Linked DNA regions of Homo sapiens: region 2 is linked to region 1. A link is an interaction called in ENCODE POLR2A ChIA-PET data of the cell type or tissue named here. Cell type or tissue: K562. All regions are shown on one strand. Each heading gives the region's core, and the rest is flanking DNA. Links, peaks and the distances in the headings are about the cores only.

Evidence for each region. Peaks named below come from ENCODE experiments on the same cell type or tissue, not always from the same donor. Only the 100,000 strongest peaks of a DNase experiment are listed, where the experiment ranks them.
Region 2: POLR2A ChIA-PET joins it to region 1 with 5 read pairs; 1 of 35 experiments calls an interaction of 5 or more read pairs at or near these places.

The regions. Positions count from the first base shown.
Region 1 is chr19:49,709,360-49,725,858 of GRCh38, reverse strand. CPT1C (carnitine palmitoyltransferase 1C) reads right to left here. Exons shown (of 20, transcript NM_001199753.2): 15 at 15,375-15,539; 16 at 15,002-15,136; 17 at 13,898-14,050; 18 at 13,010-13,123; 19 at 12,795-12,887; 20 at 12,128-12,439. The coding sequence ends at 12,254. It also overlaps the pseudogene RPS9P4. Among named protein-coding and RNA genes, the nearest start is that of CPT1C, 26 kb to the right of the region's middle. RefSeq lists an enhancer at 3,999-4,499 and a cis regulatory region at 7,906-8,441. In K562, for the core only: a CTCF peak has its summit at 8,207 (motif pointing left); a DNase peak (open chromatin) is centred at 8,188; H3K4me3 peaks cover 1,804 bases.
Region 2 is chr19:50,074,386-50,090,884 of GRCh38, reverse strand. It overlaps ZNF473CR (ZNF473 cis regulating lncRNA), which reads right to left. Exons shown (of 5, transcript NR_138096.1): 4 at 15,692-15,760; 5 at 15,302-15,486. Among named protein-coding and RNA genes, the nearest start is that of SNAR-A4, 10 kb to the left of the region's middle. In K562, for the core only: no CTCF peak of the experiment used is centred there; a DNase peak (open chromatin) is centred at 8,446; H3K4me3 peaks cover 319 bases.

The DNA of each region.
Region 1 (16,499 bases), core at 5,925-9,924:
TCTGTTATCTAAGTGACGCTTTGGTTTAAGCATGAATGGGATAAGAATTTGGGGGGAGGCCAGGGACAGTGGCTCACGCCTATAATCCCAACACTTTGGGAGGCTGAGGTGGGCAGATCACTTGAGGTCAGGAGTTTGAGACCAGCCTGGCCAACATGGCGAAACCTCATTTCTACTAAATATACAAAAATTAGCTGGGTGTGGTGGCGGGTGCCTGTAATCCCAGCTACTCAGGAGGCTGAGGCAGGAGAATTATTTAAACCCAGGAGGTGGAGGTTGCAGTGAGCCAAGATCTCTCCACTGCACTCCAGCCTGGGCAACAGAGTGATACTCCATCTCAAAAAAAAAAGAGAAAAAAAGAATTTGACTGGAAAGTGGTAATTTAAAATAATACCATTATTATGAGAGGCAGCTATGGGAGTAGAGAAGGGCATAATTGTCTACAGAGGGACTAAGACCCTCCAGGGAGACAAGAAGAAATGTATTTGATGGTACCATCAGGGCAAAAATGTGTGGCATTTACTTGACAGGTAGTGTTAAAAGATCCTGCCCTGGCCAGGCGCGGTGGCTCACGCCTGTAATCCCAGCACTTTGGGAGGCCGAGGCGGGCGGATCACCTGAGATCAAGAGTTCAAGACCAGCCTGGCCAGCATGGTGAAACCCCCATCTCTACTGAAAATACAAAAAAATTAGCCAGGCATGGTGGCAGGTGCCTGTAATCCCAGCTACTTGGGAGGCTGAGGCAGGAGAATCGCTTGAACCTGGGAGGCAGAGGTTGCAGTGAGCCGAGATCACGCATTGCACTCCAGCCTGGGCAACAAGAGCGATACTTTGTTAAAAAAAAAACAACAACAACAAAAAAAAACTTGCCCTATAAATGGCATTGAATAAGTGGTACAAAGTAGATACCATTGCCTGTAGGAGAGATGGCATGGGTATTATTATAGTACTGAGGCCAGGCCAGGTGGGTAACATTGCAGGAAAACAGTTTTAAAGGGACAGCCGTCTAGTTGGGAAGTTTCCTATGGGAGCAGGCGAGGTCTAATAAATAATTCGAATAGAGAGTGTTTCCTAAAGCAATGTCTAAGACGGCGAGGAAAAGAAACATCATTGTTGGCCGGGCATGGTGGCCCACCCCCATAATCCCAGCACTCTGGGAGGCTGAGGCAGGCGGATCACCTGAGGTCAGGAGCTTGAGACCAGCCTGGGCAACCTGTTGAAACCCCGTGTTTACTAAAAATACAAGAAATTAGATGGTCATGGTGGCAGGCACCTGTAATCCCAGCTACTCTGGAGGCTGAGGCAAGAGAATCACTTGAATCTGGGAGGTGGAGGTTGCAGTGAGCTGAGACCGTCCCACTGCACTCCAGCCTGGGCGACAGAGCAACACTCTGTCTCAAAAAAAAAAAAAAAAGGTGATACCAGTGGGCTGTGAGAGGTCCCCAAATGCCAGGCTCTTGACATCATCACGAGAAGTAAGGAATTCAAGGATGAGTCAGAAGATAGTGAAAGTAAGGAGACTTATTGCAAAGCAAAAAGTACACAAGAAAAAGGCATGTGGGCAGGCTCAAGAGAGAGTGACACAATGGGGTTAGGGCTACTACCTTTTCCTCTTTTTTTATTTTTTATTTATTTATTTATTTATTTTTTTTTTTGAGACAGAGTCTCGCTCTGTCCCCCAGGCTGGTGTGCAGTGGAGCGATCTCTGCTCACTGCAAACTCCGCCTCCCGGGTTCATGCCATTCTCCTGCCTCAGCCTCCCGATTAGCTGGGACTACAGGTGCCCTCCACCACGCCCGGCTAATTATTTTTTATTTTTTTTTTTTTGTATTTTTAGTAGAGACGGGTTTTCACCTTGTTAGTCAAGATGGTCTCAATCTCCTGACCCTGTGATCCACCTGCCTTGGCCTCTCAAAGTGCTGGGATTACAGGTGTGAGCCATTGCGCCCAGCCTATTTAGTTTTTTTGAGATGAAGTCTTGCTCTGTCACCCAGGCTGGAGTGCAGTGGCGCCATCTCTGCCCACTGCAACCTCTTCCTCCCAGGTTCCAGCGATTCTCCTACCTCATCCTCCCAAGTAGATGGGACTACAGGCATTCACCACCACACCCAGCTAATTTTTGTATTTTTAGTAGAGACGGGCTTTCACCATGTTGACCAGGCTTGTTGGGGTGATCAGACCCAACACCAGGTCGTGGGGGCTACGAAGTCCGGCGGAATCAAAGGAATGAGACAAAACAAGTTAAGAGTACATAGGATGGGTCCAGGGGGCCAACGCTGGTGTATGGAGGCTGCAAAGGCCCCGAGCTCTGGGAGCCCACACTATTTATTGGTAATCAAACAAAGAAGCAGGTGGTGAGGACGTGCGGACATGGGGGTAGAAAGGTAGTGGTGCACCAAGCGTAGCTATGACGGTTTAGCGTATGCTCTGCTAGTTGAGATAAAGGAGAACAGGTTCTTTTCACTCAAGACACAACCAGTTTATGATCTTGGGAGAGCAAGGAGCAAGGGGCCAGCGAGTCTGGACACATTCCAGAGGCTATGAGGGGTTTTATGCCCAGAGCCCTGGATTCTTTACAAGCCACGAGGGGTTTTATGTCCTGGGCTTAGATTGCAGTGTGGCAGGGCAGCCTTCCACCCTTAGGCACAGAGCTTGGTGTTCCATAGGCCACGAGGGGTTTGAGACCCTGGACCCAGGACATGTTCCAGACTCTTTTACATTATGTCAGACAAGCAAGCCCTGCCTCAGCTCTTCTTCCAAGTCCTGACCTGAGGTGATCCACCCACTTCAGCCTCCCAAAATGCTCCAAGTCCTGACCTGAGGTGATCCACCCACTTCAGCCTCCCAAAATGCTAGGATTATAGGCGTGAGCCACCACACCTGGCCCTAACACTCTGTACTTCTAAAACTTTGTTACTGGCCAGGGACAGTGGCTCATGCCCGTAATCCCAGCACTTTGGGAGGCCAAGGCAGGCGGATCACTAGAGTTCAGCAGTTTGAGACCAGCCTGGTCAACATGGTGAAACCCCATCTCTACTAAAAATTTAAAAGTTAGCCGGGAGTGGTGTCAGGCACCTGTAATCTCAGCTACTTGGGAGGCTGAGGCAGGAGAACTGCTTAAACCCAGGAGGTGGAGGATGCAGTGAGCCGAGATTGTGCCACTGCACTCCAGCCTGGGCGACAGAGCAAGACTGTCTCAAAAAAAAAAAAAAAAAAAAAAGGATGAAAAAGAGGTTTAATAGACTTACAGTTCCACATAGCTGGGGAGGCCTCACAATCATGGCAGAATGCAAAAGGCACGTCTTACATGGTGGCAGGCAAGAGAGAATGAGAGCCAAGCACAAGCGGAAACTCCTTATAAAACCATCTGATCTCATGAGACTTATTCACTACCGGAACAGTATGGGGGAAACTTCCCCCATGATTCAAGTATCTCCCACTGGGTTCCTCCCACGACATGGGGGAATTATGGGAGCTACAATTCAATATGAGATTTGGGCAGGGACACAGCCAAAACCAGATCAGGGGCCAATCTGGGGTTGCATTCCCTCCTCCCAATAAATGGCATGGCTTTGATTGCAAGTGGCCATTCCATTTGTGGTTTCATGGGGAGTGCCTAGAATCCTCTGTTTTTCCTCTACTGTAGAGCAGGTAGACAATAATATCCATTAGTCATGCCAAGTCAGGTCACAGGACATGGCCAACTTAACAAACTCTTCAATAAATTACTGGATTCTCCAAAAACTGGCCAAACTTATCCTTACATAAAGCCAAATCAGACTCAGAAAGAGGCGCACGTCCTCTATTTTATCGATTGATTGATATTTTTTGAGACAGTCTCTATCACCCAGCTGGAGTGCAGTAACATGATCTCAGCTCACTGCAACCTCTGCCTCCTGGGCTCAAGCAATTCTCCTGCCTCAGCCTCCCAAGTAGCTGGGACTAAAGGCATGACACCATACTAAGCTAATTTTTTGTATTTTTAGTAGAGACGGGGTTTTACTATGCTGTCCAGGCTGGTCTCAAACTCCTAACTTTGTGATCCACCCACCTCGGCCTCCCAAACTGCTGGAATTACAGGTATGACCGCCACACCTGGCCGCAAAGAACTATTTTTAGGCTAAAATTTCTGGTTTTCCAGTTTGTAATGACCTAGGCAGTATTCCAACCAAAAATAAATTTCTGGCCAGGTGCAGTGGCTCACGCCTGTAATCCCAGCTACTCGGGAGACTGAGGCACAAGAATCATTTGGGCTTGGGAAGAGGAGGTTGCAGTGAGCCGAGATTGCACCACTGCACTCCAGCCTGGGCGACAGAGTGAAACTCGGTCTCAAACAGGCTGGGCACGGTGGCTCACACCTGTAATCCCAGCACTTTGGGAGGCCAAGGCAGGTAGATCACGAGGTCAGGAGTTCAAGACCAGCCTGGCCAATATGGTGAAACCCCGTCTCTACTAAAAATATAAAAAATTAGGCCGGGCGCGGTGGCTCACGCCTGTAATCCCAGCACTTTGGGAGGCCGAGGCGGGCGGATCACGAGGTCAGGAGATCGAGACCATCCCGGCTAAAACGGTGAAACCCCGTCTCTACTAAAAATACAAAAAATTAGCCGGGCATAGTGGCGGGCGCCTGTAGTCCCAGCTACTTGGGAGGCTGAGGCAGGAGAATGGCGTGAACCCGGGAGGCGGAGCTTGCAGTGAGCCGAGATCCCGCCACTGCACTCCAGCCTGGGTGACAGAGCAAGACTCCGTCTCAAAAAAAAAAAAAAATAAAAATAAAAATAAAAAAAAAATTAGCTGGGTGTGGTGGTGCAGGCCTGTAGTCCCAACTACTTGGGAGACTGAGGCAGGAGAATCGCTTGAAATTGGGAGGCGGAAGTTTCAGTGAGCCATTGCACCACTGCACTCCAGCCTGGGCGACAGAGTGAGACTCCGTACAACAAAAAAAACAAATTTGAGTCTGGCTACCAGTACAACCACGCAACCTGAATCCAGGGCACCAAATACCAAAAGACCTGGGGCCTCCAGATATCAGTCACCAAGGGTCCCCACACCAAATGCCGAAAACCCTGGAGCATCCTGAGGGTGGCCAACAGTGAACCCCAAAGGCACAACTGAGGCTATGGAACAATGTGACTCCGGCATCCCAGAGTCAGAACAAAGGGGTTCCTCTCCAAAATAAAGAATTCAAAACAAGGAAAGTGCCCTACCTGATACAGAATAGCAAAAATTGCTCAAATAGCCAGAAGAAATGCTACCAGTCCAACAGTGAAATAAGCGTCATAAGCATGCATTTTGGCACTAAGAGCAGAAAAGTAAAATACGAGAAAAGGCCTGAGACAGGTGACAAGGCAGGTTATAAAGGGTGTGGCTGGGCTGGGTGTGGTGGCTCACACCTGTAATCCCAGCACTTTGGGAGGCCGAGGCGGGCGGATCACGAGGTCAGGAGATCGAGACCATCCTGGCTAACACGGTGAAACCCTATCTCTATTAAAAATACAAAAAATTAGCCGGGCATGATGGTGGGCGCCTGTAGTCCCAGCTACTTGGGAGGCTGAGACAGGAGAATCGCTTGAACCCGGGAGGCGGAGGTTGCAGTGAGCCGAGATCGCGCCAGTGCATTCCAGCCTGGGCGACAGAGCGAGACTGTCTCAAAAAAAAAAAAAAAGAAAAAAGAAAAAAAAAAAAAAAAGAAAAGGAAAAAAGAAAAGAAAAAGAAAGGAGCTCTTTCTCAGTGAACGGGTCCTGCACTCAGGCGCAGACGGGGAAGCGGAGCCAACATGCCAGTGGCCCGGAGCTGGGTTTGTCACAAAACTTATGTGACCCCGCGGAGACCCTTCGAGAAATCTCGTCTCGACCAAGAGCTGAAGCTGATCGGCGAGTATGGGTTCCGGAACAAACGTGAGGTCTAGAGGGTCAAATTTACCTTGGCCAACATCCGCAAGGCCGCCCGGGAACTGCTGACGCTTGATGAGAAGGACCCACGGCGTCTGTTTGAAGGCAACGTCCTGCTGCGGCGGCTGCTCCGCATTGGGGTGCTGGATGAGGGCAAGACGAAGCTGGATTACATCCTGGGCCTGAAGATAGAGGATTTCTTAGAGAGACGCCTACAGACCCAGGTCTTCAAGCTGGGCTTGGCCAAGTCCATCCACCACGCTGGCGTACTGATCCGCCAGCGCCGTGTCAGGGTCCGCAATCAGGTGGCGAACATCCCGTCCTTCATTGTCCGCCTGGATTCCCAGAAGCGCATCGACTTGTCTCTGCGCTCTCCCTATGGGGTGGCCGCCCCGGCCGCGTGAAGAGGAAGAACGCCAAGAAGGGCCAGGGTGAGGGTGGGGCTGGAGACGACGAGGAGGAGGATTAAGTCCACCTGTCCCTCCTGGGCTGCTGGATTGTCTCGTTTTCCTGCCAAATAAACAGGATCAGCACTTTACAATTGGAAAAAAAAAGAAAGAAAGGAAAGTAAGAGTAGCAACCTCATAGGCAGAGTAGCTCTGAGGATCGTTGGTTGGTTATTTTAATGGTTAGTTGTTGAATATATGCTAAATAAAAGGTGAATTACACATGGGTTTTCTAGATAAGAGGCAGGGAGTTCCCAGAACCTGGGCTTTCACCCCGTCCAGACCACACAGGGTAACTTTTCAGCATGGCCATGGCATTTGTAAACTGTCATGGTGCTGGTGGCAGTGTTTTTAGCATGTTAATGCATTACAATTAGCATATAATGAGCAGTGAAAGTAACCAGACGTCACTTCCTTTTTAGTTGTTGTTGTTTTTTGAGATGGAGTTTGGCTCTTGTTGCCCAGGCTGGAGTGCAATGGCGCGATCTTGGCTCACCACAACCTCTGCCTCCCGGGTTCAAGAAATTCTCCTGCCTCAGCCTCCCAGGTAGCTGGGATTACAGGCAGGCACCACCACGCCGGGCTAATTTTGTATTTTGAGTAGAGACAGGGTTTCTCCGTGTTGGTCAGGCTGGTCTCGAACTCCTGACCTCAGGTAATTCACCCGCCTCGGCCTCCCTAGGTGCAGGGATTACAGGCATGAGGCACCGGGCCCGGCCCCAGAGGTCCCTTTCATTGTCCTCTTGGTTCTAGCTGGTTTTAGCCAGTTTCTTTTGCTGTTTTCTGTCTTATGAGTGAGGTCTTGTGTCCTGTTGTCTTGGAAACCAGTCTTGCCAAATTCCTATCTCACTAGGGTATGAAAAACAAAGACAAAGGTTAGAGTTATTAAAAACTATACATTTGGATCAGGAGCCAGTGGACATAAAACTGAGCCTCTGGGCTGGGCCCAGTGGCTCACGCCTGTAATTCCAGCACTTTGGGAGGCCAAGGCGGGTGGATCACCTGAGGTTGGGAGTTCAAGACCAGCATGGCCAACACGGGGAAAACCTGTCTCTACTAAAAATACAAAAATTAGCTGGGCGTGGTTACGCACGTCTGCAATCCATTACTCGGGAGGCTGAGGCAAGAGAATCACTTGAACCCGCGAGATGGAGTTTGCAGTGAGCCAAGATCACGCCATTGCACTCCAGCCTGGGCTACAGAGTGAGACTCTGTCTCAAAAAAAAAAAAAAACTGAGGCTCTGAAGAGGAGGCACTGCTCAGATGGTGCTGGTGTTTCTGAGCTCAGAGGAGGATCACTAGAGACTGGAATTTTCTTTCTTTTTTTTTTTTTTTTGAGACGGAGTCTCGCTCTGTCACCCAGTCTAGAGTGCAGTGGCGTGATCTTGGCTCATTACAAGCTCAGCCTCCCGGGTTCATGCCATTGCCCTGCCTCAGCCTCCCGAGTAGCTGGGACTACAGGTGCCCGCCACTATGCCCGGCTTATTTTTTGTATTTTTAGTAGGGACAGGATTTCACCGTGTTAGCCAGGATGGCCTCGATCTTCTGACCTCGTGATTGACCCGCCTCAGCCTCCCAAAGAGCTGGAATTACAGGCGTGAGCTACCGCACCCGGCCCGAGACTGGAATTTTCTCAGGCAGGGGTGCTGGTCTGGCATCCCCAAATGGTCTGGCATCTCTGAGGATGTGCAAGTTTGGAAAAACTGCAAATTGGATTTAGCTGCTGCTACAGGAAAGAACTGCCTTGGACAGGGTGAAGAAGCTTTGCTGACGCAGATGAGAACAGGAAACCAACGGGAAGTAAGCAGAGAGCAAACAGGAAGGAGCAAGAACCCTTTTCCTCCTTCAGGCTCTACGGTCAGTCTGGCACCCCCTATTGGCAGAGGCTAACACACCACTTGGCAAAGTGAAAGTGGGGTTTTCAGAGTCCCATTCCCAGTTACCCAAAGCCCAGTGCTGGGAAATAGATTTGAAGCCAAGAGATAATAGCTTAAGAAGTGGTACACATAATAATAGTATGTGCCAAGGACCAGCAATTATGATTAATCCAATTCTGTACCCCTGAGGACCAAATATATTTTTGAAAGACTACTTGCAAAAAAAAAAAGTCGTGGCCGGGCGCGGTGGCTCACGCCTGTAATCCCAGCACTTTAGGAGGCTGAGGCGGGTGGATCACGAGGTCAGGAGATCGAGACCATCCTGGCTAACATGGTGAAACCCCGTCTCTACTAAAAATACAAAAAAATTAGCCGGGTGTAGTGGCGGGCGCCTGTAGTCCCAGCTACTCGGGAGGCTGAGGCAGGAGAATGGCGTGAACCCGGGAGGCGGAGCTTGCAGTGAGCCGAGATTGCGCCAGGCAGTATTCCAACCAAAAATAAATTTCTTGGTCAGGTGCAGTGGCTCACGCCTGTAATCCCAGCTACTCGGGAGACTGAGGCACAAGAATCATTTGGGCCTGGGAAGAGGAGGTTGCAGTGAGCCGAGATTGCACCACTGCACTCCAGCCTGGGTGACAGAGTGAAACTCGGTCTCAAACAGGCGGGGCACGGTGGCTCAAGCCTGTAATCCCAGCACTTTGGGAGGCCGAGGCGGGCAGATCACATGAGGTCAGGAGTTCTAGACCAGCCCGACCAACATGGAGAAACCCCGTCTCTACTAAAAATACAAAATTAACCGGGCATGGTGGTGCCTGCCTGTAATCCTAGCTAACTTGAGAGGCTGAGGCAGGAAAATCTCTTGAACCGGGGTAGGTGGAGCTTGTGGTGAGCCGAGACTGTGCAATTGCACTCCAGCCTGGGCAACGAGAACAAAACTCCGTCTCAAAAAAATAAATAAAAATAAAAGCAAATTTCAAAAAAGAATATGAGGGTTGAGGCTGAGGTGTTTGCAGTTTGTATTCTTTATTCCTGTGTAAAAAAAAAAGTTACCCCAAAGTATAGCAACTTGAATTAACAAACATTTATTATCTCACATAGTTGTTAAAAGTCAGGAAATCAAAAGTAGCTTAGCTAAGGTGGTTCTGGCTCCGTGTCCCTCATGAAGTTGTGGTTAAGCTGTCAGCCGGGTGACAGTCATCTGAAGGCTTGACTGGGACTGGAGGATCTGCTTCCAAGATGGCTCACTCATGTGTGCCTCACTGGCTGTTGGCAGGAGGTCTCAGTTCTTTACCACGTGGGCCTCTTCATGGGCAGCTTGAGTGTCCTCATGACATGGTGGCTGGCTTCCCCCAGAGCAAGTGATTGAGAAACAGAGCAAGAAGGAAGCCACAATGTCTTGTGTTGTTTTGTTTTGTTTTTTGTTTTGTTTTGAGACACAGCCTTGTTCTGTTGCCAGGCTGGAATGCACTGGTGCAATCTCAGCTCACTGCAACCTCCGCATCCCGGGTTCAAGCGATTCTCCTGCCTCAGCCTCCTGAGTAGCTGGGACTACAGGCACATGCCACCACACCCAGCTAATTTTTGCATTTTTAGTAGATACAGGGTTTCACCATGTTGGTCAGGATGGTCTCGATCTCTTGACTTCGTGATCAGCTCGCCTCAGCCTCCTAAAGTGCTGGGATTACAGGTGTGAGCCACCATGCCCGGCCAAAAGAAAGCCACAATGTCTTTTGTGACCTAATCACTATTTTTTTTTTTTTTTTGAGACGGGGTTTCACTCTTGTTGCCCAGGCTGGAGTGCAATGGCGCGATCCCGGCTCACCACAACCTCTGCCTCCCGGGTTCAAGCAGTTCTCCTGCCTCAGCCTCCTGAGTAGCTGGGATTACAGGCATGCACCACCATGCCCAGCTAATTTTGTATTTTTAGTAGAGATGTGGTTTCTCCATGTTGGTCAGACTGATCTCAAACTCCTGACCTCAGGTGATCCACCCGCCTCCGCCTCCCAAAGTGCTGGAATTACAGGCATGAGCCACCGTGCCCAGCCCCCACTTGTGGACATTTTTTAAACCATCACAGAGTTGGCAGTCTGGCTGGGGTGGTTGGGCTGGTAGAGGTTGAGCCATTTAGAATTTTGATTTTGTTGTTGGGTTGTATTATTGTTTGACTCAGAAGCAGTGAGGGTTAGATTGATGGCGCGTTGGAACCGTGGTATTGGTGGGGTGGGTGATTGGGTTTGGTGTTGATGGCTGTAGTTGGGCTGGTGGAGATTGTAATGGTGGGGGTGGTGGAGCACAGTGAAGGTGTGCTCGGGGATGATGGTGTTTAAAGTCATCACTGGCCGGGCGCGGTGGCTCACGCCTGTAATCCCAGCACTTTGGGAGGCCGAGGCAGGCGGATCACGAGGTCAGGAGATCGAGACCATCCTGACTAACACAGTGAAACCCCGTCTCTACTGAAAATACAAAAAAATTAGCTGGGCGTGGTGGCGGGCACCTGTAGTCCCAGCTACTCGGGAGGCTGAGGTAGGAGAATGGCATGAACCCGGAAGGCAGAGCTTGCAGTGAGCTGAGATCACGCCGCTGCACTCCAGCCTGGGCGACGGAGCAAGACTCCGTCTTAAAATATAAATAAATAAATAAATAAAAATAAAGTCATCACTATGGGTCAAGGTAAAGTGTGGGTTATGGTGGAAATGAGAAGGGATATTTGGTGGGGATGGTGGAGCTTGGAGTTGGACGTTGTGTTGGTTGTGTGGTTCGAACTGTAGTTGAGTTGTTGTGTATAGTGGGGTGTGGCATCATGGAGTTGCTGATTGCTGGAATGATGGCAGCGTTAGGGTGGTGTGCACTGGGCAGTGCATTTCCTAGTTATGGGAGCTGAATCCGTCATTGAGGAAGAGGTTGAAATGGCTGGAGTAGGCCAGGCACAGTGGCTCATGCCCATAATCCCAGCACTTTGGGAGGCCAAGGTGGGTGGATCATTTGAGGTCAGGAGTTCGAGACCAGCCTGACCAACATGATGAAACCCCAAAACCCGTCTCCACTAAAAATACAAAAAAAAATTAGCCGGTCATGGTGGCGGATGCCTGTAGTCCCAGCTACTCGGGAGGCTGAGGCAGGAGAATTGCTTGAACCCAGGAGGCAGAGATTGCAGTGAGCCAAGATTGCACCACTGCACTCCAGCCTGGGTGACAGAACAAGACTCTCTCTCAAAAAAAGAAAAAGAAAAAGAAATGGCTGGAGTTGGGGTTGGGTAATAAAAATTTTCGTGGGTTCGTTTGGGGATTGTCAATTGGGGTGGCTGGATCTTTAGGTTTGGAGATGGATTTTTTTTTTTTTTTTGAGACAGAGTCTTGCTGTGTCCCCCAGGCTGGGGTGCAATGGCACGATTTCTTCTCACTGCAAGCTCCGCCTCCCGGGTTCATGCCATTCTCCTGCCTCAGCCTCCCGAGTAGCTGGGACTACAGGTGCTCGCCACCATGCCCGGCTAATTTTTTTGTATTTTTAATAGAGACGGGGTTTCACAGTGTTCGCCAGGAAGGTCTTGATCTCCTGACCTCATGATCCGCCCACCTTGGCCTCCCAAAGTTCTGGGATTACAGACATGAGCCACCGCGCCCGGCCTGGAGATGGATTTGAGGTGGACAGTGGTGTTGGGGCAGCAGGAATTAGGCTCAGGAGAACTTGTGAGGTTGTGTTTGATTGGCACTGGCCTTGGAGGGTTGGGTTTGGTATGAGTGAAGCTGGAAATGAAGTACACTGGGCAGGTGTTGCGGGCTGTGGTTGAAGCTGTGACTGCAACTGGGAATCCCTGGCTGGGCCTGGGAATGGATGGGAGCTTCTGTCCTCCTCCACCCTGGTCCTTACCTCTTCTACCCCTGCCCTGCCCAAGAGCATAGCAGACACCACACACCCAGCTCACACATCTTTATTGGCCTGGATGTGGGGTTGCCAAACCAGTTGCCCCTGTCCTGTGTCAGCCAGCTGTGGCAATTTCACCCTTATTCCTTGGAGAGGCCAGCTGCCTGCTGGAAGGAGTCAGAAGTCGGTGGATGTCATTGAGGCCTTGGAGGCCCCAGTCTGGCGGGAGAGAAATCCACACCTGTGCCTGGAGTTCTCCTTCCCTGACCCTCTGAACCGGCGCTTAAAATGCTGTCCCGCCTGGAACAGGGAGGCCACATCCAGCAGTGCGTCCTCAATGTGCTGCCCCAGCCTGTGGGAATCCTGGAAGGAGAACAGGTCAGAGCCAGGGGAAGCTGGGAGATGGGATCCTGGAGGCTGAGAAACAAGAGGGCTAAGGGCCTGGATTCCTGAGTCTGAGGGAGGAGGAGCTGGGGCCTGGACTCCCGAGTCTGAGGGAGGAGGGGCTGGGGGCCTGGACTCCCGGGTCTGAGGGAGGAGGGGCTGGGGGCCTGGACTCCCGGGTCTGAGGGAGGAGGGGCTGGGGGCCTGGACTCCTGGGTCTGAGGGAGGAGGGGCTGGGGCCTGGAATCCTGGGTCTGAGGGAGGAGGGGCTGGGGGCCCAGACTCCTGGTTCCTGAGGAAAGAGGGAGTTGGTGGGTATACACGTTTGTCTCACCGTTTTTGTGCTTGATTTTTTGCTGGAGATGTGGAAGGTGATCATGCCATCCCCCATGAAGATATAAGAAACACCATAACCATGGTCATCAGCCTGGAGACGGAAAGAGTGAAGGGAAGAAAATAGCTCCGGTCCCCTCCACCCCCACTATGCAGGAGTGCAGGCCCCCCAGCCCCCTCTTTCCTCTGGGGGCCAGCGCGCCCAGCTCCACTCACAGGCCCGAATCCACCGCCTGAGGAAACATAGTCCGGGTAATTGTGGACGTCAAACAGATGCATTTGCTGAACAGGGATCTGGCTGGTGGACAGCTGCCACTGCTCCGAATGGACCTGAGGACAGGAGCCCATCACATGTGCAGGACAGAGATCTGCAGTTCCGGCCCTTGGCTCCACTTCACTCCCTGCATCCCTGGCTTTTTTTTTACCCGTAAATCCGGGCCTCCTTCTCCCTAACCACGCCCTTCTCCTGACCACGCCCTATCTGGCCACGCCCCTCACTCGTCTCACCACCCACACCCACGTCCCTCTCCTCTTCTCCCTCGGACCACGCCCCTCCTCTGACCACGCCCTTTCCTCTTATCCCCACCCCACTGACCCTCTCCCCTTTTGTCTGCTCCCGTTGTCCCGTTGCCTCTCCGCCTTCTGCCTTGCCGCCCCCCCACAACTGACTTCTCTGCTGACGCATCCTTTCTCAACATCACCCTCCTTTTTTTTTTTTTTTTGAGACAGAGTCTTGCTCTGTCGTCCAGGCTGGAGTGCAGTGGTGCGATCTCAGCTCACTACAGCCTCCGCCTCCCGGGTTCAAGGGATTCTATTGCCTCAGCCCTCCCAAGTAGCTGGGATTACAGGTGCCTGTCACCATACCCAGCTAATTTTTGTATTTTTAGTAGAGACAGGGTTTCGCCAAGTTGGCCAGGCTGGTCTCGAACTCTTGACCTCAAGTGATCCGCCTGCCTCGGCTTCCCAAACTGCTGGGATTACAGGCGTGAGCCACCGTGCCCGGCCTTGATGGGTCCTTTTTCAACATCACCCTCCTTCCCTGAAACCTCTCCCTTCTTCCATGGTCTCCCACTTCCCTCTCTAACCCTTTCCCTGTGCCCCAACCTGGGTCAGGAAGGGCGACTGCAGGTGGAGGAATCGGGACACGATGTACAGCGCAAACAGGTGGCGGTCAACTCCCTGCCCGCTCATGGCTGCCTTCAGCAGAGCCTGGTGCTTGTCCACTGCCACGCGGAACAGGGCGAGGCACTGTGGGTCCTGCAGTCCCCAGGGAGGTCACAGGTCATGGAAAGACAGGAAGTCGACTTAGGGCTGGGCCTGCGGCACATCTGGCCTCAACTGAGTTTGCCACATCCCTGCAAGGTGGGAATATCAACCCCATTTTACAGATGGGGAACTGAGGCTTAGAGAGGGGAAATCATTTGGCCAGGTTCACACAGCCAGGGAGAGCCAGGCGGGTTCCTAGGTGTGTCTGGCCCCAGAGTCCAAACTCCTTCCATGGAACCACAATACCTTGTAGGTGCGGGGCTAGGTGTAGGGCAAGGGAGAAGAGGTGCAGGGCAGGTGGGATCTGGGCAGAGAGGGTACAGGGGTGCAAAGGAAGGTCACAAGTCACAAAGAGGTTAAATGGGCAGAGTTACGTTGTAAAAATGGAGTTCCAGCCAGGTGCATTGGCTCACGCCTGTAATCCCAGCACTTTGGGAGGCCGAGGCAGGGAGATCACCTGAGGTCAGGAGTTCGAGACCAGCCTGGCCAACATGGTGAAACCCCGTCTCTACTAAAAATACAAAAAAAAAAAAAAAAAATTAGCTGGGCATGGTGGCGGGTGCCTATAATTCCAGCTACTCAGGAGGCTGAGGCATGAGAATCGCTTGAACCTGAGAGGCAGAGGTTGCAGTAAGCCGAGATTGTGCCACTGCACTCCAGCCTGGGCAACAGAGCAAGACTCCATCTCAAAAAAAAAGAAATGGGGTTCCTTCTTGGGTGCACCCCCAGTGCCCTGTGAGACCACCATGAAAGCAGATATCACACTATGCTGGGCTGTCTCCCCCCATCAGTGAGCTCTTTGAAGTCAGAGGCCAGGTCCGATTCATCCCTTGTCCCTTGTGCTCCTCGTGGAGGCTGGCTTCAGTAGGTCCCATCAACGTTTGCAAGTGGATGAGTGAGTACACAGAAATAACTGAAGCCTCAAGCGAGGGCTGCACCCACCGTCTTCTCTTTGTCCTCCATGGCCCTGACAAAGTTGCAGGCCTCCCTCGTGCAAGACCGCACCGTCTCCGTCCGGCCTTCCAGGAATAAGCGAGTCATGGCCGACTCATAAGTCAGGCAGAATTGACCCCTGTCCTGGGGGACAGGGAGGAGAAGAGGAGTCTGTCAGCTGGGCTCAGGAGATCTTACAGACTTGACCTATCTCTGTCCAGACCTCCAGCCTCCTCCAGCCAGCCCAAGAATGGTTGGAAGAGAGAATTCAAGATGGCCGACCCACAATGGCAGCGACCACAAGGAACCGTGGAGGGGCAGGTCTTGGGGGCTCAGGTGGACTGAGACCCTGCGGGGGCTGTGGATGGGGAACCCAACTGACCCGGAAGTGGGCCAGTTGCAAGGCGATCTGGATGAAGCTGTCTGAAGAGAGGTGGCAGCGTCGGATGAAGCTCTTGCCAAATAGGGAGAATGGAACGACATGGCAGTCGACATTTTCAGACAAGATCTTGGCTCCCCTCAGGGCTAGAGAGATGGAGGAGTGGATCTGCCAGAGGAGGAGGGAAGAGGAGTAGTTGGGGTTACAGATGGGGGTAGGGTGAAAGCCAGGAATAAGGCTGGAAGCGGAGGTGGATGTGGAGTTAAGGTTGCGGCAGAATATGGAAATGGGGACAAAGAAGAGAAGAGAATTGAAGGATGAGACTAAAGATGGGGATAGGGGCTGGGCGTGGTGGCGCACGCCTGTAATCCCAGCACTTTGGGAGGCCGAGGCGGGCGGATCACCTGAGGTCGGGAGTTTGAGACCAGCCTGACCAACATGATGAAACCTCGTCTCTACTAAAAATACAAAAAACTAGCTGGCCGTGGTGGCACGTGCCTGTAGTCCCAGCTACTTGGGAGGCTGAGGCAGGAGAATCGCTTGAACCCAGGAGGCAGAGGTTGCAGTGAGCTGAGATCGCACCACTGCACTCCAGCCTGGGTACAGAGCAAGACTCCGTCTCAAAAAAAAAATGCCGGGCGCGGTGGCTCACGCCTGTAATCCCAACACTTTGGGAGACTGAGGTGGCTGGATCACCTGAGGTCAGGAGTTTGAGACCAGCCTGGCCAACATGGAAAAACCTCATCTCTATTAAAAATAAAAAAATTTAGCCGGGTGTGGTAGTGGGCACCTGTAATCCCAGCTCCTCAGGAGGCTGAGGCAAGAGAATCGCTTGAACCTGGGAGATGGAGGTTGCAGTGAACTGAGATCGTGTCATTGCACTCCAGCCTGGGTGACAGAGCGGGACTCCATCTCAAAAAAAAAAAAAAAAATGGGGATAGGGATGGCATGTGTAGACTGGAACAAGATTGGGGTTGGGCCACAGTTGAAGCTGGGGTTGGGGATGGGGATGGAGGAGGGACTGAGAGTGGTTTGGGAATAGAACGGGGAAGGGGTTGGGTATGGGAAGTGAATTCGAGTTGGGCATGGGTTGTGGTTGGAGGTGGGGTTGTGGCTGAGTACGGGATG
Region 2 (16,499 bases), core at 5,988-9,987, 360 kb before region 1:
TCAGGGGTGAGCCTCTCGTGATTGGCTACATCGCTCCCCAGAAGGTCAAATGGAAAAATTGAGAGCACTTTTCCACCAGCTTCGGTGGCTCCGTCAGGTTGTCCTGGCGCACAAGCTGGCGATGCTATGTGTTTGAAGCTAACCTGGACAAAATTGAAAAAAATTGTTTTTTCATTGTTCCGTCATAAAGGGAGGTCTCGACAGGAAGAAATTGCGTTTCCAATAGAATTGTTTTTAAATTACTGCAATATATCTTTTGAGATGGAGTCTTGCTCTGTTGCCTAGGGTGGAGTGCAGTCTTATGATCTCGACCTCTGCCTTCTGGGTTGAAGAGAGTCTCCTCTCTCACCCTGAGGTTACAGGCGCACACTACCACACTTGGCTAATTTTTGTATTTTTGGCTTCTTTTTGAGATGGAGTCTTGCTCCGTCGCTGAGGCTCAAGGGCAGTGGTGCGATCTTGGCTGACTGCAACCTCTGCCTTCCGGGTTCAAGTGATTCATCTGCCTCAGCCTCCCGAGTAGCTGGGACTACAGGCACGTGCCACCACGCCTAGCTAATTCTTTGTATTTTTAGTAGAGAAAGGGTTTCACTGTGTTAGGATGGTCTCTATCTCCTGACCTTGTGATCTGCCCGCCTCAGCCTCCCAAAGTGGTGGGATTACAGGTGTGAGCCACCGCTACCTGGCCTTTTTTTAAATTTAATTATTTATTTATTTATTTATTTTTATTTTGAGGTGGAGTCTTACTCTGTTGCCCAGGCTGGAGTGCAGTGGCGCAATTTTGGCTCACTGCAACCCCCGCCTCCCAGGTTCAAGCAATTCCTTTGCCTCAGCGACCCAGTAGCTGGGATTACAGGCGCGTGCCACCATGTCTGGCAATTTTGTGTATTTTTAATAGAGACGAGGTTTCCCCATTTTGGCCAGGCTGGTCTTCAACTCCTGACCTCAGGTGATCCGCCCGCCTCCGCTTTCCAGACTGCTGGGCTTACAGGCGTGAACCACTGCGCCAGCCTCTTTATCCCTTCTATACTGCATACCCCAAGTTGCAAACTGTTATTAGAGTGAATACCTAGGGGCAACTTGGATCCTTATAATGGACACCTGATATTTTTGCCTGAGTGACATCTGTTATCTCTGATTTTCTTCTTCATTAATAATTTTTTTTGGAGCAGTCTTAGGTTTACAGGAAAAAATCGAATGAAAAGTACCGAGAGTTTCTACATCCCCTTTCATCCCTTCATTGCCCCTCATCTTCCCTGTTAACATCTTGTGTTACTGTGCTACGTTTGTTACAATTAATAAGCCAATATTGATACATTATTATTAGCTGAAATCTGCAGTTTACATTAAGGTCCACTCCTTGTGTGATACCTTGTACATTCTATTTTTTTTTTTAATAAAGCATTTTTTTGGTGTTGTTTTTTTTTTTTTTTTTTTGAGATGGAGTCTTCCTGTGTCACCCAGGCTGGAGTGCAGTGGCGTGATCTCAGCTCACCGCAAGCTCCACCTCCTGGGTTCACACCATTCTCCTGCCTCAGCCTCCTGAGTAGCTGGGACTACAGGTGCCCGCAATCACGCCCGGCTAATTGTTTGTATTTTTAGTAGAGACGGGGTTTCACCGTGTTATCCAAGATGGTCTCGATCTCCTGACCTCATGATCTGCCCACCTTGGCCTCCCAAAGTGCTGGAATTACAGGCATGAGCCACCGCGCCAGGCCTTTTTTTTTTTTTTTTTTTTTTTTTTTCAGTTTTAAAATCACAGCAAAATTGAGAGGAAAGTCCATAGTTTACATTCAGTTTCTCTCTTAGTGTTTTATTGTCTATGGGTTTGAACAAATTTATAATGACATGTGTCCACCATTATAGTATTATGCAGAGTAGTTTCACTGTCCTAAAACTCCTCTGGGCTCTGCTGATTCATCCTTCCCTCCTCCCAAACCCCTAAAAACCAATGATTTTTTTTAACTGTCTCTATAGTGTTTCCTTTTCCAGAATGTGGTATAGTTGGAATCATACCATATGTAGCGATTTCGTATTGGCTTCTTTCACTTAACAATATGCATTTTAGGTTCCTCCATATCTTTTCATGGCTTATTATAACTGAGTAATATTCCATTGTATGCATGTACTGCAGTTTGTTCATCTACTGAAGGACATCTTGGTTGCTTCCAAGTTTTGGCAATTATGTACAGAGCCGCTATGAATATTTGTCTTCAGGTTTTTGTGGGGATATAAGTTTTGAGCTCATTTGAGTAAATACCAAGGAACATGAGTGCTGCAATATATGGTAAGAGTGTTTAGTTTTGTAAGGAAGTGCCAAATTGTCTTCTAAAGTGGCTGCACCATTTTGCATTACTGCCAGAGATGAATAAGAGTTCCTGACGTTCCTCATCCTCATCAGCACTTGGTGTTATTCATGTTTTGGATTTTCACCATTCTAATAGGTGGTTGTCGTATGTCATCATTGCTTTAATTTGCAATTTCCTAATGACATTTGATGTTGAGCCCCCTTTTTTTTTGGAGACAGAGTCTTGCTCTGTCGCCGAGGCTGAAGTGCAATGGCATGATCTCGGCTCACTGCAACATCTGCCTCCCAGGTTCAAGTGATTCTCCTGTCTCAGCCTCCCAAGTAGCTGGGATTACAGGCATGCACCACCACGCCTGGCTAATTTTGTATTTTTAGTAGACATGGGGTTTCTCCATGTTGATCAGGCTGGTCTCGAATGCCTGACCTCAGGTGATCTGCCCACCTTGGCCTCCCAAAGTGCTGGGATTACAGGTGTGAGCCACCACGCCCGGCCCAAGTACCTTTTATTTATTTGTTTGTTTGTTTATTTATTTATTTTAAGAAACAGGGTCTCTGTTGCCCAGGCTGGAGTACAGCAGTGCAATCATAGCTCACTGCCGCCTCCAACTCTTAGATCCTCCTTCTCGGCCTCCCCAGTAGCTGGGACTACAGTTGTGTGCTGTCACACCTGGCTATTTTTTTATTTCTATTTTTATTATTTTATTTATTTATTTATTTAGAAACAGGGTCTCGCTCTGTCATCCAGGCTGGAATGCAGTGGCACGATCTCTGCTGACTGCAACCTCTGCCTCCTAGACTCAAGTGATCCTCCGACCTCACCCTTCCAAGTAGCTGAGACCACAGGTGTGCACCACCACATCTGGCTAATTTTTTGTATTTTTCGTAGAGATGGGGTTTCACCACGTTGCCTGGGCTGGTCTTGACCTCCTGAGCTCAAGGGAATTACCAGCTGTGGCCTCCCAAAGTGCTGGGATTGCAGGTGTGAGCCACAACATCTGACCTTTTTCTTTTTATTTTTTATAGAGATGGCGTCTCAATGTGTTGCCTAGGTTGGTCTGAAACTCTTGGCCTCAAATGATCCTCCTGCCCCAGCCTCCCAAAGTGTTGGGATTACAGGCAGGAGCCACCCCACCACACCTTTTTATTTACTTATTTGCCATCTGCATATCTTCTTTGTTGAAGTGTCTGTTCAGATCTGTTGCCTATTTTTAAATTGGGTTGTTTGTTTTCTTTTTTCTTTTTTTTTTTAATTGATCATTCTTGGGTGTTTCTCGCAGAGGGGGATTTGGCAGGGTCATAGGACAATAGTGGAGGGAAGGTCAGCAGATAAACAAGTGCACAAAGGTCTCTGGTTTTCTTAGGCAGAGGACCCTGCGGCCTTCCGCAGTGTTTGTGTCCCTGGGTACTTGAGATTAGGGAGTGGTGATGACTCTTAACGAGCATGCTGCCTTCAAGCATCTGTTTAACAAAGCACATCTTGCACTGCCCTTAATCCATTTAACCCTGAGTGGACACAGCACATGTTTCAGGGAGCACAGGGTTGGGGGTAAGGTCACAGATCAACAGGATCCCAAGGCAGAAGAATTTTTCTTAGTACAGAACAAAATGAAAAGTCTCCCATGTCTACTTCTTTCTACACAGACACGGCAACCATCCGATTTCTCAATCTTTTCCCCACTTTTCCCCCCTTTCTATTCCACAAAACCGCCATTGTCATCATGGCCTGTTCTCAATGAGCTGTTGGGTACAACTCCCAGACGGGGTGGTGGCCGGGCAGAGGGGCTCCTCACTTCCCAGTAGGGGCGGCCGGGCAGAGGGGCTCCTCACTTCCCAGTAAGGGCGGTCGGGCAGAGGTGCCCCTCACCTCCCAGACGGGGCGGCTGGCCGGGAGGGGGGCTGACCCCCCCACCTCCCTCCCGGACGGGGCTGCTGGCCTGGCGGGGGCTGACCCCCACCTCCCTCCCGGATGGGGTGGCTGCCGGGCGGAGACTCTCCTCACTTCCCAGACGGGGTGGCTACCGGGCGGAGGGGCTCCTCACTTCTCAGACGGGGCGGTTGCCAGGCGGAGGGTCTCCTCACTTCTCAGACGGGGCGGCCGGGCAGAGACGCTCCTCACCTCCCAGACGGGGTCGCGGCCGGGTAGAGGCGCTCCTCACATACCAGACGGGGCGGCGGGGCAGAGGCGCTCCCCACATCTCAGACGGTGGGCGGCCAGGCAGAGACGCTCCTCACTTCCTAGATGGGATGGCGGCCGGGAAGAGGTGCTCCTCACTTCCTAGATGGGATGGCAGCCGGGAAGAGGCGCTCCTCACTTTCCAGACTGGGCAGCCAGGCAGAGGGGCTCCTCACGTCCCAGACGATGGGCGGCCAGGCAGAGATGCTCCTCACTTCCCCGACGGGGTGGTGGCCGGGCAGAGGCTGCAATCTTGGCACTTTGGGAAGCCAAGGCAGGCGGCTGGGAGATGGAGGTTGTAGCGAGCCGAGATCACGCCACTGCACTCCAGCCTGGGCGCCATTGAGCACTGAGTGAACCAGACTCCGTCTGCAATCCCGGCACCTCGGGAGGCCGAGGCTGGCGGATCACTCGCGGTTAGGAGCTGGAGACCGGCCTGGCCAACACAGCGAAATCCCGTCTCCACCAAAAAAATACGAAAACCAGTCAGGCGTGGCGGCGTGTGCCTGCAATGGCAGGCACTTGGCAGGCTGAGGCAGGAGAATCAGGCAGGGAGGTTGCGTGAGCCGAGATGGCAGCAGTACAGTCCAGCTTCGGCTCGGCATCAGAGGGAGACCGTGGAAAGAGAGGGAGAGGGAGACTGTGGAAAGAGAGGGAGAGGGAGACCGTGGGGAGATGGGAGAGGGAGAGGGAGAGGGAGAGGGAGATGGAGAGGGAGCGGGTTGTTTGTTTTCTTATTGTTAAGTTTTAGTTCTTTGTATACCAGCTTTCTTTTCTCTTTTTCTTTTTCTTTCTTTCTTTTCTTTTTTTTCAGACAAGGTCTTGCTCTGTTGCCCAGGCTGGAGTGCAATGGCGCAATCTTAGCTCACTGCCACCTCCGCCTCCCAGGTTCAAGTGATTCTCTTGCTTCAGCCTCCCGAGTAGCTGGGATTACAGGCACCCACCACCATGCCAGGCTAATTTTTGTATTTTTAGTAGAGACAGGGTTTTGCCACGTTGGCCAGGCTGCTCTCAAACTCCTGACCTCAGGTGATCCGCCCACCTCAGCCTCTCAAAATGCTGGGATTACAGATGTGAGCCACCACACCTGGCCTGGATACCAGCTTTTTGTCTGATAGGTGTTTTGAAAAGATTTTCTCACAATCTATAGCTTCTCTTTTTATTCTCTTAAACATCTGATTTTCCTATCACTCCTCTCCATGCAAAATATACATTTTTTGACTGGATCTTGCCAGGGATCTCAGAGTGAGAACAAGAGTCAGACCTGGCCAACCTGAGTACTTCATGACCTTGGTTATGATGTGCAGTAGTTTGGATGTATGTCCCATCCAATTTTTTTTTTTTTTTTTTGAGACAGAGTTTTGCTTTGTCACCCAGGCTGGAGTGCAGTTGCACAATCTTGGCTCAGTGCAACCTCCACCTCCTGGGTTCAAGTGACCCTTCTGCCTCCGCCTCCTGAGTAGCTGGGATTATAGGCACATGCCACGCCCGGCTAATTTTTGTATTTTTAGGAGAGACGGGGTTTCCCCGTGTTGGCCAGGCTGCCTTCTAAATTTCGTTCTTGAAATTGGATCCCCAATGTTGGAGATGGGGTCCTAATGAGAGGTGTTTGGGTCACAGGGGTGGACCCCTCACAAATAGATTAATGCCCTCCCTGGGAGTGTGGGTGAGTGAGTTCTTCCTCCATTAGTTCCCATTAGAGTTGGTTGTTAAAGAGAGGCTGACACTTGCCTCTCTTGCTTCCTCTATTGTCACATGATCCCTGCTTTCTTTCTCCTTCCACCAAGAGTGGAAGTAGCTCTAGACTTTCTCTGTATGCCCAATCTTCCAGCCAGCAGAATCATAAGCCAAATACACCTTTTTCTCTTTATAAATTACCCAGCCTCGTGGATCACTTTAGGTCAGGAGTTCGAGACCAGCCTGGCTAACATGGTGAAACCCTGTCTCTACTAAAAATACAAAAAATTAGCCAGGTGTGGTGGCGGGCACCTGTCATACCAGCTACACTGGAGGCAGGAGAATCACTTGTACCTGGGAGGCGGACATTGTAGTGAGCCAAGATTGCGCCACTGCACTCCAGCCTAGGTGACAGAGCAAGATCCTGTCTCAAAAAAAAAATAATAAAATAAAATAAAAATTACCCAGCGTCAGGTTTTCCTTTATAGCAAGACAACATGGACTAAGACACATGGTTACTATAGAAATGGACATGTGACCCAAGTTGGGCCAATGAGAGCTAACCTTGAGACTTTGGTATCACCATTCAGGAAGGCAGTACCCCTTTTCTGCTAGGTTGTTAAAATGATAAGCTAGGTTGTTAAAATGATAGTATGGAAGCTTCGAGCTGCTGTGGGCCCTGTTTGTCACCGTGAGGGAAGAGATTCTGCCTGAGAGGGAAGTCAAGATACAGAAAAGTAAAGCCCAGATGGGAAATGAGCGGTATTGCTAAAGATTCATTTTAGTGCCTGGATCCAGTTATGCCTGAAGCTAGTTATATAGCTCGGTTCTATAAGTCAACAAATTCCCTTTGTCAAAAACAAAAAAAGCCAGAGTACTTTCCAGAGAGCAAGGCTTATTATAATAATAATTAAAGCAGCATACTCTTGCAAGGAAAAACAAATAGACCAAAAGAACAAGACGGAAAAATCAGGAAAAGTTCACACATATACGGTAACTTGGTTTATGACAAAAGCAACATTTCAGTGCAGTGAGAAGCAAAAGATGATCTTTTTGGATAAATAGGGCTGAGCCAGTTGATAACCATATGACCTCTACCTCACACCATACACAAAAATTGATTCCAGATGTGTTGTAGATCTAAATGTTAAAGCTTAAACAATAAAACTTCTAGAAGAAAATATCATAGAGTATCTTCAGAACCTTCAGGGTAAGAAAATATTTCTTTTATTTACTTGTTTGTGTTAATAGAGATAGGGTCTCGCTATGTTGCCCAGGCTGGTCTCGAACTCCTAGGCTCATATGATCCTCCCTCCTCAGCCTCCCAAAGTGCTGAGATTACAGGCATGAGCCAGTGTGCCTGGCCAGAAAATATTTCTTAAACCAGAAACAAAGGAGCCTTAACTATAAAGGAAAATGTTGATAAATTGGACTATATTAAAATAGAAACTGATCCTCATCAAAAAATACCATTAAGAGAATGAAAAGACAAGCCAGAGAGTGGGAGAAGAATATGTATTCTAACAAAAGACTCATAAGAAAAATAAAGAAATAACTCCTACTAACCTGTTTTTTAAAAAAGGCAGAAAAACCAGTCGAAAAATGGACGAATGGCGTGAATTGACATTTCACAAAGTAGCATGTTCATATGCCCAATAAATATTTGAAACAGTGTTAAATTTCTTTCTTATTTTTTTTTTGAGACGGAGTCTCGCTCTGTCTCCCAGGCTGGAGTGCAGTGGCGTGATCTTGGCTCACTGCAAGCTCCGCCTTCTGGGTTCACGCCATTCTCCTGCCTCAGCCTCCTGAGTAGCTGGGACTACAGGCACCCGCCACTGCGCCCAGCTAATTTTTTGTATTTTTAGTAGAGACGGGGTTTCACCGTGGTCTCGATCTCCTGACCTCGTGATCCACCCGCCTCGGCCTCCCAAAGTGCTGGGATTATAGGCATGAGCCACTGCGCCTGGCCCAAAACGGTGTTAAATTTCTTTAGGCATTGGGCTAAAGGTAAATTAAAACCATAATAAAACACGGCTACAGCCCCACCAGAATTGCTAAAATTGAAAGGACTAACAATACCAAATGTTGGCGAGCAGCTGAAATTCTCAGAGACTGCTGGCGGGTGTATAAATGGAGAAAATTAGTTTGAAAACCTGGTTGGCAGTGTCTATTAAGGATGAACATGAAGCTGGGAATGGTGACTCATGCCTGTAATTCCAACACTTTGGGAGGCGGCGGATCACTTGAGGTCACGACCAGCCTGGCCACTCCCATCTCAAAAAAAAAAAAAAAAAGAGGAACATGCCCACACCATGCATACACCCTGGGACCCAGCAATTACACTTCTAGGTATATACCCAACAGAAATACAGAAATGCCTACATATGTTCACCAAAATTCAATGTATATAGCAGTACTGTAAGTGATCATGCCAAATCAGAAGGCACCTAAATGTCAATCAACAGTAGAATGGATACATAGATTATTATGTATTCCCATAACACACTTTTTTTTTTGAGACAAGATTGTCCTCTGTCACCCAGGCTGTAGTGCAGTGGTGTGATCTCAGCTCACTGCAATTTCTGCCTCCCAAGCTCAAGCCATCCTCCCACCTCAGCTTCCCAAGTAGCTGAGATGATAGGCACGCACCACCACACCCCACTAATTTTTGTATTTTTTTTGTAGAGACGGGGTCTTGCTATGTTGCTCAGGCTGGTCTTGAACTCCTGTGCTCAAGATATCTGCTTGCCTCACCCTCCTAAAGTGCTAGGATTATAGGCATGAGCCACCGTGCCTGGCTCATAACACACTCTTATACAGCAATGATAATGAACAACCTCCAACAATCAGCAACTACATGGACAAATCTCATAGACGTATGATGAATAAAACAATTCAGGCCAGGTGCAATGGCTCACGCCTGTAATTCCAACACTTTGGGAGGCCGAGATGGGCAGATCACGAGGTCAAGAAATAGAAACCATCCTGGCCAACATGGTGAAACCCTGTCTCTACTAAAAATACAAAAAATTAGCTGGGTGTGGTAGTGCGCACCTGTAATCCCAGCTACTCAGGAGGCTGAGGCAGGAGAATCGTTTGAACCTGGGAGGCGAAGGTTGCAGTGAGCTGAGATCATGCCACTGCACTCCAGCCTGGTGACAGAGCGACTCTCCGTCTCAAAAAAAAAAAAAAAAAAAAAAAAGAATTCCAACACACAAGTCTCTATGCTTGTAGGATTCCAAGCAGATTAAGATCAAAAACAAGGCAAACTGACTTATGGTGTCAGAAATCAGGGTAGTAGTTACCTTTGAGGTGAAGAAGTGACTGACAAGGGGCCGGGCGCGGTGGCTCACGCCTGTAATCCCAGCACTTTGGGAGGCCGAGGTGGGCAGATCATGAGGTCAGGAGATCGAGACCATCCTGGCTAACACGGTGAAACCCCGTCTCTACTAAAAATACAAAAAAATTAGCCAGGCATAGTGGCAGGCGCCTGTAGTCCCGGCTACTCGGGAGGCCGAGGCAGGAGAATGGCGTGAACCCAGGAGGCGGAGCTTGCAGTGAGCCGAGATAGCGCCACTGCACTCCAGGCGAGACTCTGTCTCAAAAAAAAAAAAAAAACACAAAAAAGTGACTGACAAGGAGCATGAGGGGTTTGGAGAGCTGGTAATGTTCTAGTTCCTGACCCAGGGCTGGTTACCCATGGTTACATGGTGTGCTCAGTCTGTCATCTGATCCATACTTACTGGGTATTTGTGAGTTTCTTTGTGAGTATGTTGTACTTCAATAATTTTTTTTTTGAAACTGGGTCTCTGTCGTCCAGACTGGACTGCAGTGGCTCAACCATGGCTCACTGCAGCCTTGACCTCCTGGGCTCAAGCGATCCTCCCACCTTAGCCTCTTGAGTAGCTGGGACTACAGGTGCACACCATGGCACTTGGCTATATATATATATATATATATATATATTTTTTTTTTTTTTTTTTTAAAGAGATGGAGTCTTGCTATGTTGCCAAGGCTGGGTCTCGAACTCCTGGGCTCTAGTGATCCTCCAATCTTAGCCTCTCAAAGTGCTGGAATTACAGGCATGAGCCACCGAGCTTGGCAATAATTTTTTAAAAGGCCGGTTTTTTGTCTCTTGAAAGTGCAGGAGTCTTGGCAAGTCTAGCAAATGGCATATACTATTTTGTTTCTCTTCCCTCCCCTTTCAAGTGAGAATTGTGATTGTTTTCTTGTTTTTCCTCCACTGTTATACACAGGGGTGGGTTGCTGAGGGGGCTACAATTTCATTTAACATTAATTTTTTTTTTAGATGGAGTCTTGCTCTGTCACCAGGCTGGAGTGCAGTGGCACAATCTCCACTGACTGCAACCTCCGCCTCCCAGGTTCAAGTGATTCTTCTGCCTCGGCCTCCCGAGTAGCTGGGATTATAGGTGTGTGCCACCATGCCGGGCTAATTTTTGTACTTTTAGTAGAGACAGGGTTTCACCATGCTGGCCAGGCTGGTCTTGAACTCCTGACCTCAGGTGATCCACTTGCCTTGGCCTCCCAAAGTGCTGGGATTACAGGTGTGAGCTACCGTGCCCAGCCTTAACATTAATTTTCAGGATCAAGAGAGACTCCATGTGCCCTTGATGAAAGGAATAGCCAATATCCAGAAATCTTGGTCTGAGGATTGGATGTGGCTTTGGGATCCCTCCCTTTGCAGAAGGGGTGAAAGCTTCTGCAGTTGCACTAGAGATAGTTATGTTAGGTGGGAGTATTAGTTTTAGCCAACTTTATCAAAATATAATTTGTGTACAAGAAAATGGATCAATATTTCAAAAAGATATTTGCAACCCACTTTCATAGCAGCATTATTTACAATACCCAAAAGGTAAAGGAGGCAACCCAGCTGTTCATCAACAAATAAATGGTTCGACAAAATGTGGTATATACACATAATGGATTTTTTTTTTGAGATGGAGTCTCGCTCTGTCGCCCAGGCTAGAGTGCAGTGGTGCGATCTTGGCTCACTGCAACCTCCGCCTCCCAGGTTTAAGTGATTCCCCTGCCTCAGCCTCCCAAGTAGCTGGGACTACAGGCGCCTGCCACCACGCCCGGCTAATTTTTTGTAGTTTAGTAGAGATGGGGTTTCACCATGTTGACCAGGATGGTCTCGATTTCCTGACCTCGTGATCCGCCTGCCTCTTCCTCCCAAAGTGCTGGGATTACAGGTGTGAGCCACTGCACCAGGCCCATAATGGAAAATTATTTAACCTTAAAAAGGAAGGAAATGCTAACACATGCTACAACATGGGTGAAGCCTGAGGACATTCATGCTAAGTGAAACAATCCCATCACAAAAAGACAGATGCTGTATGATTCCACTTACATGAGGTACCTAGAGTAGTCAAATTCATAGGGAATTTCCCAGAGAGTAGAACGTGCTTCCCAGGGGCTGGGAAGGGAAGGCAGTGGGAGTTGCTTGATGGGAACAGTTTCAATTCTACAAGAGGAAAGAGTGGAGATGAGTAGGGGTGATGATTGCACAACAATGCAACTGTACACTTAAAATTGGCTAAGTCCTGGGAAAGTGGCTCATGCCTGTAATCTCAGCTACTCTGGAAGCTGAGGCAGGAGAATCGCTTGAACCGGGGAAGCAGAGGTTGCAGTGAGCCAAGACCATGCCATTGCACTCCAGCCTGGGCATTGCAGCGAGACTCCGTCTCAAAAAAAAAAAAAATTGGCTAAGATGGTAAAGTTTGTGTTATGTGTATTTTGCAACAATGTACAAGAATTTAAATGAACCAATTTTAAACGCAATGAATTTTGACAAATGTATTCGGTTGTGTGATCACTTCCATCATCCGGAAAGTTTTCCTGTGTCCACTAGTAATCAGTCTCTCCATAACCACTGCCACTGCCCCCAGTCAACCACTAATCCATTTTCTGCCCCTGCGTATTAGCCTTTTCTTTTCTCTTTTCTTCTCTTCTCTTCTTTTCTTTTCTTTTACTCTGTCACCCAGGCTGGAGTTCAGTGGTGTGATCTCAGCTCACTACAACCTCCGCCTCCCAGGTTCAAGCCATTCTCCTGCCTCAGCCTTCCAAGTAGCTGGGATTACAGGCACTCGCTACCACACCCGGTTAATTTTTGTATTTTTAGTAGAGATGGGGTTTTACCATGTTGGCCAGGCTGGTCTTGAACTCCTGACCTCGTGATCCACCTGCCTCGGCCTCCCAAAGTGCTGGGATTACAGGGTGAGCCACCGTGCCTGGCCTCTGGCCCCTTTCTTTCTTTCTTTCTTTCTTTCTTTCTTTCTTTCTTTCTTTCTTTCTTTCTTTCTTTCTTTGTGTCTCTCTCTCCTTCCTTCCTTCTCTCTCTCTCTCTCTCTTTCTTTCTTTCTCTCTTTCTTTTTTGAGTTGGAGTCTCACTCTGTTGCCCAGGCTGGAGTGCAGTGGCATGATCGGCCCACTGCAACCTCCGCCTCCCGATTCTCCTACTCAGCCTCCCAGGTAGCTGGGATTACAGGTGCCAGGCTGCTTTTGAACTCCTGATCTCAAGTAATCCGCCTGCCTCAGCCTCCCAAAGTGCTAGGATTACAGGCGTGAGCCACCATGCCCCGCCCATATTAGTGTTTTCTTTCTACAATTTCACAAAAGTGGAATCCTACAGCATATACCCTTGTATCTGGCTGTATCACACGGCATCATGTTTTTGAGATGCAGGGCAGCAGTGCCATCACAGCTCACTGCAGCCTCAAACTCCTGGGCTCAAGTGATCCTCCTGCCTCAGCCACCAGAGTAGCTGGGACTACAGGTGAGCACCATCATGCCTGGATAATTTTACTATTATTATTATTACTACTATTAGTTGTAGAGACAGGGTCTTGCTATGCTGCCCAGGCTGGTCTCGAACTCCTGAGCTCGAGCAATACTCCCACCTCGACCTCCAAAGTAGCTGGAACTACAAGTGAACATCACCATGCCCGGCCAATTTTTTTTTTTTTTTTTTAAGAGAATCTCACCATATTACCTGGTCTCAAACTCCTGGGCTTGAGCAATCCTCCTGCCTCAGCCTCCCAAAGTGCTGGGATTTACAGGCATGAGCCACTGTGCCTGGTGGTTACTACCACATTGACTTCAGACTTCTGGCCTCCAGAGCTGTGAGAGAATAAATTTCTGTTGTTTTCAGCTAGGTTATTGTAACCTGTTACATCAGTCCTAGCAAACTGACACAGTGATTGGACCAATTTTTGCAGTGGGAGTTTTTGAAATGTTGTGTCCCGGAATGTAGATGTGAATTAGTGTGAAGTAGCTGAGGGTAGAATGTAGTGGACACCTACTGCTTTGAGGGACTGTCCCTTGCCCATTGCCGTGTGATTCATTTGGAACTGTCAGTCAAGGGACCCCTACATATATGGCTTCCAGGAGATGAATTCATCCTTCCAGCAAAAAGGGATGAGGTCCAGAGGGGCTTTGGACCAATCCTGGGCAAGATGGGCAGGGGAGGAGGAGGAGGAGTCAGCAAAGGCAGGAGGCGGGCCCAAGAGTAGGCTCCAAACTGGACCCAATGATTGGCCCGGGGTGTCTCCAAGGTCTGCGCTGGACCAATCAGAATCCTGTTCCTGAATGACGCAGCAGCTGGGAGCCAGCTGATTCTCACATTGTTTCCTCTGAAGTTATCTGCTCTGAAGGCAATTACAAGTCCTGTTAATTTCTTGCAATGGCAGCAGATCCTGTTAATTTCCTACCCAACAATAGTTCCCCTCCCCGTGCTTCCTCTAGGCAAAGCTGCACCCCACCATGGGAACTGGAAATGACAGATGTTCACTACCCAGACCGCTTTGCAACTCGGGGTAGCCACACAGCCGGGTTCTGGCAAGAGAGAAATAAGGAGAATTATTCTGAGGAGGAAAAAAGGGGAACACAGAAGGGGAGGCCCCGGTCTACACTGCCTGATTTAGATGCCAGTGTGTGAGAACATGATGCTGCTATAGACAGTTTGTACTCAGGAGGGGAACGAACACCAGTCTCAGAGATGCCAACCAGAGCCTAATGTTGTTGAGCAGCTGAACCAACCCTGGGACTGTCTTTGAAAAATTTGATATGCAAACATGCAAAAAAATCTTTCTCTTTCAGTTGGGAAGGTTTTTTTTTTTTTTCAGCCGAAGGTATCATAACAGATACAGCATTATACACCTGGAGCTCCAAGTGACCATCTCATTGCCACTGCAAACACCTACCTGAGAGAGAAGCCAATAGCTAGGCGCGGTGGCTCATGCCTGTAAACCCAGCGCTTTGGGAGGCCAAGGCGGGCAGATCACAGGAGGTCAGGAGCTCGAGACCAGCCTGCCAACATGGTGAAACCCCGTCTCTACTAATACAAAAAGTTAGCCAGGTGTGGTGGCGAGCGGCTGTAATCCCAGCTACTCAGGAGGCTGAGGCAGGAGAATCGCTTGAAACCGGGAGGTTGCAGTGAGCTGAGATCACACCACTGCACTCCAGCCTGGGCAACAAGAGTGAAACTCCATTAAAAAAAAAAAAAAAGAGGAAAGCAGAAGTGAGAGTCCCTTGAACAGCTGGATCTAACCATGCCTGAAGTCCCTCTGTGTTCAATGTGTTCATAGGCTTTCCATGGACAGAGGTCTTTCAATTCTGTTTATGGCTTTGGGTTGAATTTTGTGTTCTGTACTCACAATGATCCTGACTAACACCATTTTTATAAACTGAGGCTCAGAGAGATCATTAAGTTGCCCAGTCATTGAAAGAAACACAAATTTGTCTGCTTGCAGAGCCAGCATGTTCCAATCCGGTTTCCCAGTCTCAGAGAGGACAGGAGGCCCAGTTGGAGTGAGACCCACGGAGTGTGTTTATTCTGGCGTTGATAGCAGCAGCAGTGGGGGGACCGGCCAGACGCAGGGTGTGGCGAACAGAAGGGGTGGACACAGGTGTGTGTGTGTCTGAAAGGACAGAGAGGATTGGCCCATTGACATTCACGGCGAGAACAAGGGTCGGGACACTGAGTCTTGGACAAACAGCAAAGAGACAGAGACAGACAGAGGGTTTTGGGGGGCAGGGGTCCCCCAGACATGCATGGCCCCTCGCCTCGAGGGGGAGCCCCAGGGAAGAAAAGACAGACACAGTGGAGGCTGAATGCCCCCCACCCTGAAAGAAGGAGCTGGGCCGGCCTCCTCTCATCCTCTCGCTTCCAGGGGTAGGAAGCCTAGGGCCAGGGCTGCCCCGCACCAGCAGCTCGGACGTTATGGCTTCAAGGAGATGAATTCACGGTCCGGGCAGGAAAGGATGGGGTCCTGAGGGAGCCTGGTCCGATCCCGGGCCTAGGCCAGACCTGCACGATGGAGCAGGAAAGGAGGGGTCAGCAATGGCAGAGAACTGCACCACGACCTCCTGTAGCTCCATCACCACCCAGAGACCCAGGAGTCCCAGGCCCAGCCCCTCCTCCCTCAGACCCAGGAGTCCAGGCCCCCAGCCCCTCCTCCCTCAGATGCAGGCATCTCCACCCCCAGCCCCTTCCCTGTGGCCAGGCTGCTTACCCCTCACTCGGAGTTCTCTTTCTCTGATAGTCCTTTGCTGCCTTTTGTGAAGCTGGTCACAGTCTTTTCCTAAAGGAGAAAGTGCAGAAGGTTCGGGAGTGAGAGACAGAGAGTTGAAACAGATGCTAATCATCAACAGGAGAAGACGTCAATCCTGTTTCATTATTTAGGATGCGCTTTCTCACTTGGCCCTGAAGTGACGGACAGATGGTATTACAATTCCATTCTACAGATGGGGAAATGGAGGCACAAAAAAGAGGAGTCTCTGCAAATGCGAGGAGAGATGAGGCTGTAGGGATGAGTGGGGCAAGTCCTGCATGGTATCAGAGGGGCTGAGACTCTGTCCTGGGGCCACTGGGGAGCCACGGGAGGGCTGTGAGCAAGGAAGGGGAGGGGAAGCTCTGGGTGTAGAAGGATCTTCTGGGGCCACAGGGAGCATGAGGGGCTGAAATTCATGGGCAGTGTCAGGACTCGGCCTAGACTCTGTGCCGCCAGCGTTGCCCAACATGGGCAGTGGCTCACCAGAAACTCCTGGGAAGGTTGGTGGGATGAATTAATGAATGGATAAATGAGTGAATGACAGGAGGAGGGAGTAGCCTCCATCCTATCCACCTTAGTAGAGTCCCCGTCTTTTCCAATCTCAAATCTGAGTTCTGTGCCCAGCTGTTGGGTCCCTCATGATCACTGGAAAAAAGCCCACAGCAGGGCCAGACTAAATCTGGTGATGTGGTGAAAGTTTGCTGGAGACGTGATGCTGGAGAACTACTGGAACCTTCTCTCCCTGGGTGAGGCCCCTCCCTCTGCCCTC